Regions from separate parts of the Homo sapiens genome. Here region 2 is linked to region 1. A link is a contact called in ENCODE Hi-C or POLR2A ChIA-PET data. All regions are on one chromosome and are shown on one strand. The core of a region is the stretch at or near the end of the contact, and the rest is flanking DNA. Distances in the headings are between cores, read along the strand shown. Region 1 holds the start of DERA (deoxyribose-phosphate aldolase). Region 2 overlaps EPS8 (EGFR pathway substrate 8, signaling adaptor).

Region 1 (4,707 bases), core at 1,360-3,859:
TAGACTATATAGGGCATAATAGTCTAGGTACAAAACTTGATAGTACCTTGGAGATCATTAAGCCATTGGTTCTCAAACTTGGGTATGCTTCAGTACTACCCACAGGATTTGTTAAAACTCAGAATGCTGGGCCCCATCCTCTAATATGAAAGCTAGAGGGTACATTCCCTATTTGGAAAACATCTTTCATACATCCAAATGCCAATGTTTTCCTTAAAGACTTTTTAATCATGAGGGTCAGGTTTAGTCTCAAAGGAACTCAATGTTTTTTTAAGTCCATGAACTAGAAGTACATACACCAAATCATAAATAACAGTGATTGGACTAGTAATAATATTACAACATTTTTGTGCTAACTGTATTTTCTAGAATTTTTACAATAACCATGAATTCCTTTTGTAATAAGAAAAGGGAAGCAAAAATGTTAATTTATTTTAGAAATTAGTTACGATGTTTATTAAAAAGACTTTCAATTAGAAAACTATTTTAAAAATCATCAGTTAATATACTGCATAAATTAATACTGAAAGATTTTTTTCCCTAGTACCTAATTCAAATAACTTATTTTAGCATTTCAGTTTAAACCTGTTTGGATTAAGGATTAATACCCGTGAAGGAAAAAAATCTGATTTTAACAAATAAGATAATAAATACAAAGCTATGATCATTTCGATAGCTGCATAAAAACCACATTTACTATTGTTCTACCTGGCAATTATTTATGTCTATTACTTTTCAACAAATGAATGGAAGTGATTGATTCTAATTACTGCAAATAAATAAATTTAAAAATGGTTCAATTATGTTTTTTGAAAGAAAAATTTAAAATGTCTAAGTTTTGGGAAATTTAGGGCACATCCTTGATGTATGCATAGTCACATGGTCATATTCCTGGGAATACCCAGGTAAGACACCACCCCAAACCTGCCCCATATCCACCACCTTCAAGGATATTCCAATCTAAGAAATAATGCCGTTATTACTAAAGACCACGTTCCAGAGATAGGACTAGAGTTTAAAACATAATCAGCTAGAGGACAGTGACTAAAACAAAATCAACCAGGTTAGTAAATCAACTGTCTTTAAAATGATAGATTTACTCTCTTACCATTCGACAAAAAATCCAGAACACCTCTTGGAAGTGCAGACTGTTTAAGTACCAGTCACTTTTAAGGAGGGCGAAAAGGACCTACCTGTATGTGTTACATATAATTTACAGCCAATTTTCTCAAAATTAGCCCCTAAAACCATAACTCCATATACTAATACTATCTATACTGAAGACTTACTAGGTGTCCACAATATACCAAACTACTTTACATGTATCCTATTTAATCTCCTAACGGCCTTATAAGGTAACTACCACTAAAATAACCATTTTACAGATGAAGAAACTTAAGCGCAAAGTTATTAATTTGTCCGAAGTCACACAGGTAAGAAGTTAAAGATCCTGGATACACAGATATCCAAGCTATAATACTTAAACGAGACGCTTAAACCTTCTCTTGATCATGGTTTTGCTGTTTGAATTATAAATTTTTCACATGTTAAGAAATCTGAAGAAAAATTCTCTTCTGCCTTGGGATCCTGTTGATCTGTGACCTTATCCCCAACCCTGTGCTCTCTGAAACATGTGCTGTGTCCACTCAGGGTTAAATGGATTAAGGGCGGTGCAAGATGTGCTTTGTTAAACAGATGCTTGAAGGCAGCATGCTCGTTAAGAGTCATCACCACTCCCTAATCTTAAGTACCCAGGGACACAAACACTGCGGAAGGCCGCAGGGTCCTCTGCCTAGGAAAACCAGAGACCTTTGTTCACTTGTTTATCAGCTGACCTTCCCTCCACTACTGTCCTATGACCCTGCCAAATCCCCCTCTGCGAGAAACACCCAAGAATGATCAATAAAAAAAAAAAAAAAAGAAATCTGAACTAAGGTTTCTTGCCAGTATTTGAACAATATAAAAAAAGATGAAAACTGGGAAATAATACAGGTACTTTAACAAATCTTTGTAACTCTAAAATCCCATGAATCTGCAGTGTTACATTTTGAGCACAGACGGCTGACAACTTTTCCACGAGCACGGCCACTTCAAGGTTACGGTTAAAATTATCTACGGAAATACTGCATTAAATTACACAAGTATTCTATTAAAAGGAGGAGAAAGAAGGTTTTTATCTGTTTTTACCTGCTTGGGGGTTGTTTGTTTTGGGTTTTGTTTTTTGGGTTGTTGGGTTTTCCAACCAGCGAGCTAGAGTGAACGAAAAGGCAGGAAGATAATAATCTAACCCTTTCCTACTCCTTCCGCATACAAGAGTAAAAGCTTAGGTGCAAAGACAAGCGGCGCGAACGTGCCGGGTTCGGCCTTTACTTGGGGTGAGGGCTGACCAGACGCCACTGCTTCCCGCCCCAGCGAAAACCCCTCGGGGACCCACAGCCAGGGCACTGGGCGGCAGCAGGCCCCGCGCTAGTCCCGGCGGCGCTGAACGCGAGGGAGAGGGGATGGGGAGCCCCGCGGGCCCCTTACCGAGCTCGGTGCCCCGATTGTGCGCGGACATGGCGCGGGCAGCTCCGGAGCTGCCGGCTGGTAGGCGCCCGCCTCTGCGCCGCGCCCGGCCCTTCCTCCTTCCCGCCAGCTGGAGCGCTCGCCCCGCCCCTGCCCGCTCCCGGGGCGGAGTCGCGGGCCCGGGCTACGAGGTCTGTACCCTAGGAATATTGCTCCGCAAGGAAATCTCGCTGCTCCCCTCCCCCGTCTTCTCCACGAGGTACCGAACCGGAGCGCTAAGTAGCTCCCGGAAATAATGCTACCAACACCCTTTAAAAAATACTGAAGTTGCCAATTGCACGTAATAAAAATATTCCTAGAAACTTTTAACTGTAAGATTATATAACAAGAAGGAAGAAGATCCAAGTGCAGAGCTCTGCAACTTAAGGTCTGAAATGTCAGCAGGGATCCCATATCCTTGTTAGGGAAACCAAGGTGCAATCAAGGGCCCCGGGGCACACTGACTTTTCTAATCTACACATCATGAAAAGAAGCAGCTATGTGGCCTGAAGAAGGCAAGGGCTTAGGAGTCAGAAGACCTGGTTTCTTAGCCAAGCTCGGGCAATAATTAAATGTGTGACCCTGGGCAAATTAACTGCTTTTCCGAGCTTCATTTTTCTCATCTGTAAAAGAAGACCTTGACAATTTCTTGGTTCTTCAAAATACTATGATTCTATAAAGGTAAAATGCTTCAGCCTGATTTCTCTGTGACCAAGAGGTTAAAATCGTCGAGTCACTCCACAATCTCAATATAGTTAACTTATCTGTACTCACGTTTAGAGGCACCTCTGCTATGAAAACAGTACAGTTAGTTATGATTTGTCTACCATGAGCCAGTTATTGTGCTAGGTGCTTTCATACATCATATATAGATGTATGATAGCATTTGAGTCTCTGAACAATCCTGCCAATAATGTATTTTATCTCCATTGCTGTAACTTTAGACATCAAAGTTCTGAATAGAAAGGCATCCTGGTATAGGGGAAATACAGTGAGCTCAAAATGAGCTGAACCCATTAATATACCAGCTCTTCCATTTAATAAATGTAACTTGGCAGTTCTGGAAATAATAGTCTGTCTACTTACCTGTAAAGTGGAGATGATCAAAATATGTTCACCTTGCAAAGCTGTTGAATGTATGCAAGGCACCTAGTACATAACATGGCATACAGTAGATACTTAAAAAATGGAAGCTGTTAATGTTATTGTCAAGTTCACACAGTAATTACTGAGCTGTTTTAAATAGGAATAGTAATATTTGTATACTCCTCTACATTGAGCTTTCAGCCTTGTCCACACACAGCCACTGTTGAATGTTTCGGATGTGTGTAGATCTTACTCATACATACTATAGCACTTTTCTTTTTTATATTAACCTTGAAAAAGAGAAAAGCAGGCCCTGAAAGCCTGGAGCTGGCCTGAAACTCACAACTGGACCATGGTTTTCCCTGGTTAAACGTATACAATTTCACAGCACAGCATCAGCCAAGGCCATTGTGACCACAATGAATCAACAAAAACATAATCATAATCATGTCTGATAATAGAAAACCATGAATATTGTTCAAATAGCCCCTATCCTAGCTATTATGACTTCTTTACCAATCAGTTCTAGCTTCACTCCATTCCTATGTTTTAGATAAGAATTAAGATGCACTACTATCACCAGTTCCTACCATCATCCAGTCCAGATCCTTCCTTGAACTTTCCCCAAATCACCTACGACAGGCCCAAATCCTATGTAGTTTCTAACATCCTCTTACTGAGACACCTCACATTAGGTGCCCATGGCAAGCATTCTCCCTTGTTACAATGTCAATAAACACAACTTTGTCCACTTGTAGGTGTGTTACTGGTGGTCTCTGGCTGGAGATCATTCACATCTCTAGAAGATACAAAGGCAATACATGAAATTCTATTTTTAGAAGTAAACACAACTCCAAACCAGATTCCATACCATTCATTACATAAATGTTTGTTTGTTTGTTTTTAAATTGTGATATCCTAAATTAGTTGAAAAATCAGAATTAGGGCAGCCTCTTAAAGCAATGTTTTAGCAATGTATCAGTCAAGAATTTCTCAAGGACTTTTTCTAAAATGGACCTGTTGAATGTATTAATCTCAAATTAATCTCTGCAGTTTAAAAGTATGTTAATTTGGCAA
Region 2 (4,707 bases), core at 630-3,129, 280 kb after region 1:
AAAATATGATTTTTAATGGTCATTATACCATATAGGATTACAGATAAATGAGTAATGGGTTTGCAAGTAAGTTTAAAAATAGCCAACAATGTCCTATCAAAGTATAATTTGTTTTCCTAGCCTAGGTTTATATTTTTTAAATTTTAAGTTAATTATTTGTCTTTTTATAGAAACAAAGGATGGAGTATGGCCCAAGACCAGCTGATACTCCCCCTGCTCCATCACCTCCTCCAACACCAGCTCCTGTTCCTGTTCCCCTTCCCCCTTCCACTCCAGCACCTGTTCCTGTGTCAAAGGTCCCAGCAAATATAACACGTCAAAACAGCAGCTCCAGTGACAGTGGTGGCAGTATCGTGCGAGACAGCCAGAGACACAAACAACTTCCGGTGGACCGTAAGTTTCCCAGGGAGGCAAAAAATGTCTTCTGCAAATTAAAAGCACTACTAAGTAAAATATTGTTTACTGCTGATTCTACTTGTATTAAAGTCCTTTATACTTGCATGGTACTTAATAGATTGCAAAGATTTTCACCTGGTTTCTCATCAGCTACGTAGTTCTGAGAAACAGGAAGTATTCTCTCCACTCTCTAATGCATGCCTTTCTACTCCTTTTCCAATCTGTTATGATAATTGAATGCAGACTCTGGAGCCAGACATCCTGGAATTTGTATACCAAAACAACACTTGCCAGCTTCCTGACCTTCAATGATTTAATTATCCTCTCAGCACTTCAATATCTAAAAAGTGGAGAAAAATAATAGTATCTGCTTCATAGGATAAGTGTGAGGATTTAATGAGATAATGCATAGAAAGCATCTACTTCAGTGCTTCTCAGCCAGGAGCGATTTTGTCTTCTTCTCCATCCTTCTGAGGACATTTGATATTGCCTGAAGACATTTTTGGTTGTCAAAACTGGGGGGATGCTACTGATGTCTAATGGGTAGAGACCAGGGACACTTAGCAACAATTACAATGCACAGGACAGTCCCCAGCAACAGAGTTATCTGGCCCAAAATATCAATGGTGCTGAGGTTGAAAACCCCTGACTGATTTTGACCCCTGTATGACACGTAATATGCAGTCACTAACTACATCCTGCTGTCGCCATCATCATCATCATCATAACCTTCCTACTTCTCTTCCTCTTGTTTGCTATTCACAGTAGCTGCACAATCACACTATGTTAATATAATCACCTGCCAATAGTAGTCTCAGATTTAGCCTCCAAATTCAAATTTCATGTGACTTACACTTCAGTGCCATATTTTCATAACTTGAAATTTGATGTTTCATATAAATGGTTTCTATGAAAACCATATTTAAGTAAACTAAAAAGACACTATGACCAACTTTGGATTATCCTTATTTGTATTATTGGTGAATAGCAGTGTAGATATTTTGAAAACTGAAGGTAGTTTTAAGATAAATTTTGTTTAACCTTGTAGTATATGGCATGTCAATTTAATCTCCAAATTTGGTGTTTTAAACGTATTATAAAGTTACTTGGCTTTACCTATACTTGATGTGTAAAAACTCTTGGAAAACCAGAGCTATGAAGATATTTCATATTTCCCCAATATGACAAAAGTATATGAAGTGTGTGTGTGTATGTGTGTGTGTGTGTGTGTGTGAGTGAGAGAGAGATAGAGAGACAGAGAGAGAGAGATGGATATCTATCTTTCCCTCAATGTGGGCCTCTCTTAGGGTTCTGCCTTCGTTTTCCACATAAACATACTTTTACTGTAGTTCATTCTATTTCCATTTCTTTCAATACTATTTATATTGTTGGGAAAAGAATGATTCCCAAATTAGTCATCGTATTAAAACTCATCTCTGACATCCAGATACCAGTATGGAACTATTAACTTTATAGCTGAGATTGGATGCTTTCTATTTATGTTCAAAACTAAATGGCTGAATCTTTCACTCCCATTTTCATCCTACTGTTTTTCTCACGTCAGTAAGTTATTGCCACATCTGTTCAGTTGTGGACATTCTTGATAAAATAAAAAATAAAAAAGACACTAAAACTATTACTATTTAACAATTCTAAAAATTCTGGTTAAATGCAATAAGCATAAGCCTACTTTTACTCATTAATTTTTCTCCCACGGTATGTCCAATTTAAATGACTGTCATATCTATCTTGCCAGGAAACTAAAGGAAAAATGAAGTTTTGGAAAAGTGATTAGCTCTTTCTGTACAGCAAAAACAACTGTGTGCGTGAGTGTGTAGAACCATAATAAAATAGAATATGCTACTAAGTTTTTAAAATTATGTGGAGTTTTTAAAAAGAGTTTTCTTTTTCAAATACACTAAAGACATAGTTTTAAGATGAGAAATTTCTATAAATATTTTTATTGAGTTCCCTAAGGAGAAAACTTCCTCTTAGAAATGACTGTTCTCTTCTTTATTCTTCCCACAAGTTTATAGCATTTCCCTCCGTAGAGACGTCAGCACAGTCATCTTTGACACGGTGGGACTCTTTATCCAGGCCTAGCTAGGATCAAAGTTCATCGGCCTCCAGTCCCCATTTGGAGCAGTGTGTGGGTTAGGACAGTCTGTTCTTTGTTCACGCTGAGAAACCAAGAATAACCTAGTGGGAAAGAGGCATAGTTTGCATACTTTTAAAGATAGAGAACTCTCCTGATAATTGTGACTCATCATGTTGAAGTCTGTTTTTCATAAGTAAAAGGGTGGCATTGGTGTATAAAATATAAACATCTCTCCCAAAATTAACACACATACTTGTTTCCTTAGAATATTAAAAATCTTACAATATATTTGCAACTTATGTAAGTTCCTTTTTAAAATATCTCAAAAATACAGTTTGGCATTAAATAAATATATTTCTTTTTATAAAACAAATATTTCTTGATAACTTTATTGCAGAACAGTTTTTCTCTGAATGAATGTTGGGGCTTAATGTTCTTTTAGAACCAGACAGTAGCACATATTTCAGTGTGTGTTTATTGATAGCCAAATTTCTCTCAAAATATGCCTACTCATCTACCCACATTCTCTGCTTACTGCCTAAACTTCTGGTAAAAATAAAATGAAAGGAACTAGGAAGTAAATACTCATAGAAATCTATCAAGTAGCAGCTATGAACAGGGGAAAAAAGCCAACATGCCTGTTTTTACAACGTAGCAAGTGGCAAGAGTGAAGCCCTTTTGTGGAAGTCTGTGTGTTGCCTATTCAAAATAACTGTGAAGCCTTGTGTCATAGAAGCTATTCAGGCTGTTTTATCGCAGGATCCCAAAAGGTTCTCCTTTTATCGCTTTTAAGATGCCAAACTTTAGTTGCTTTGTATTTCTCCCATTTCCTTTGAAATGGTAGTCCTTTTATTCGAATTTAATCTTTTGTAATCAGAGTGTTACTTTAGAAAGGTGTAAAGTTATTCTGGTTTGCTGTTGTGTGTTAGAACATTGGAAATGGAAAGCAAAAGCCCAGGAACATGTTAGGTGGAGGTTTTTTTGTCCTTCCTGGAAGAAAACTATGCTGTGGACTGGTGATGATTGATATACTGACTAAGTCAGCAGATGAGAAACCAAATCTTTTAGTGTGGTGATACATTTTATTTTTTATTCTTTTGAGATGCACTCATATGCTGTTTGACAGTTTGTTGTAGTGATTTTTTAAAAGGTAGCTAATGAAATGCACATAATGTATACTTAAATGTAACAATCAATAGTATTCTCTCTTACTCTCTCTAGCACCCCCTACTCCTCCCTCCCTCCCTCCCTCCCCTTTTCCCCTTTTTTGATTACTTCAAAAGATTTCCTAGATACTTGAGGCATTAAAAAAAATTAGACTGAAATAACACTAACTATTCACACTTTCCCTTATTTCCCAGGGGCACCAAACACTTTCTAAAACCCTTTCCCTAGGGGGGAAAAATCATAGAACATTGGTCACAAAAAGCTCCCTAAGTGACCAGGTTATTGTCACTTGCCAACTTAATTAGATTGTTCTTATTTCTTGAAAGTGAAAACAAACAACGAACATAATGTACCTATGTATATATACACACATATTTTAAAATACACAGACACATGATTCCCCTTCCTGTACTTTTATGCCTTTCCTATTTTTGTCATGACAGTATGTTCATATACACACACATCTTTTCCATTAGCATAAATGGCTAGGAAAAAGGAGTAGCTAGGGAAGTTAATCAAAGGTGATTTTAATGACTTTGGCTATAAAACAGCCCTCTGCTGAAAGTCAGAAGATCCAGTTCTAGCTAAATTATTCTACTAATTGAAATGTGACTTTGACAGATCATTTCTCTGTTTTTGGCCTTCATTTTCTTATCTGGTTATGTAAGGGGTTTGTACATGATGATTCTCAAAGTCTCGGTGAAAAAGTCAGCAGAATGCCTCATTCATTCATTTATTCAACAAGTATTTATTGAATTAAAGCACCGTTCCACGTATTAGGATATAGATGCAAGCAAAAAAGGGAAGCATCCTTTTTCTCCTCAGGCTTATATTTTAATGAAAGGAGGTAGGTTAAAAAACGATTAAGTTGGCTGGGCGCGGTGGCTCATGCCTGTAATCCCAGCACTTTGGGAGGCCAAGGTGGGTGGATCACGAGGTCAGGAGATTGAGACCATCCTGGCCAACAGGGTGAAACCCCATCTCTACTAAAAATACAAAAATTAGTTGGGCATGGGCATGGTGGCACACGCCTATAGTCCCAGCTA

Evidence for each region. Hi-C counts contacts between places; a loop is a spot of excess contacts on that map. ChIA-PET counts read pairs that join two places held with the same protein, here RNA polymerase II (POLR2A). Pooled maps may share reads with other maps.
Region 2: a loop to region 1 is called in a pooled map, with 2.5 times the contacts of the local background. The contact joins the enhancer-like site here to the promoter of DERA in region 1. A Hi-C loop is called at or near these places in 1 of 50 pooled maps. POLR2A ChIA-PET finds 5 or more read pairs at or near these places in 3 of 52 experiments (Caco-2, GM12878 and HepG2).

The regions. Positions count from the first base shown.
Region 1 is chr12:15,909,234-15,913,940 of GRCh38, reverse strand. DERA (deoxyribose-phosphate aldolase) reads right to left here and starts at 2,609. Exons shown (of 9, transcript NM_015954.4): 1 at 2,527-2,609. The coding sequence starts at 2,557. RefSeq lists enhancers at 1,431-2,174, 2,175-2,919 and silencers at 2,322-2,671, 2,692-2,751.
Region 2 is chr12:15,627,128-15,631,834 of GRCh38, reverse strand. EPS8 (EGFR pathway substrate 8, signaling adaptor) reads left to right here. Exons shown (of 21, transcript NM_004447.6): 18 at 171-393. Among named protein-coding and RNA genes, the nearest start is that of EPS8, 160 kb to the left of the region's middle. RefSeq lists a cis regulatory region at 2,502-2,515 and an enhancer at 2,436-2,580. Within about 2 kb of position 1,879, at least 22 of the 41 ENCODE cell types and tissues checked have a DNase peak (open chromatin) inside an H3K27ac peak, as active enhancers do.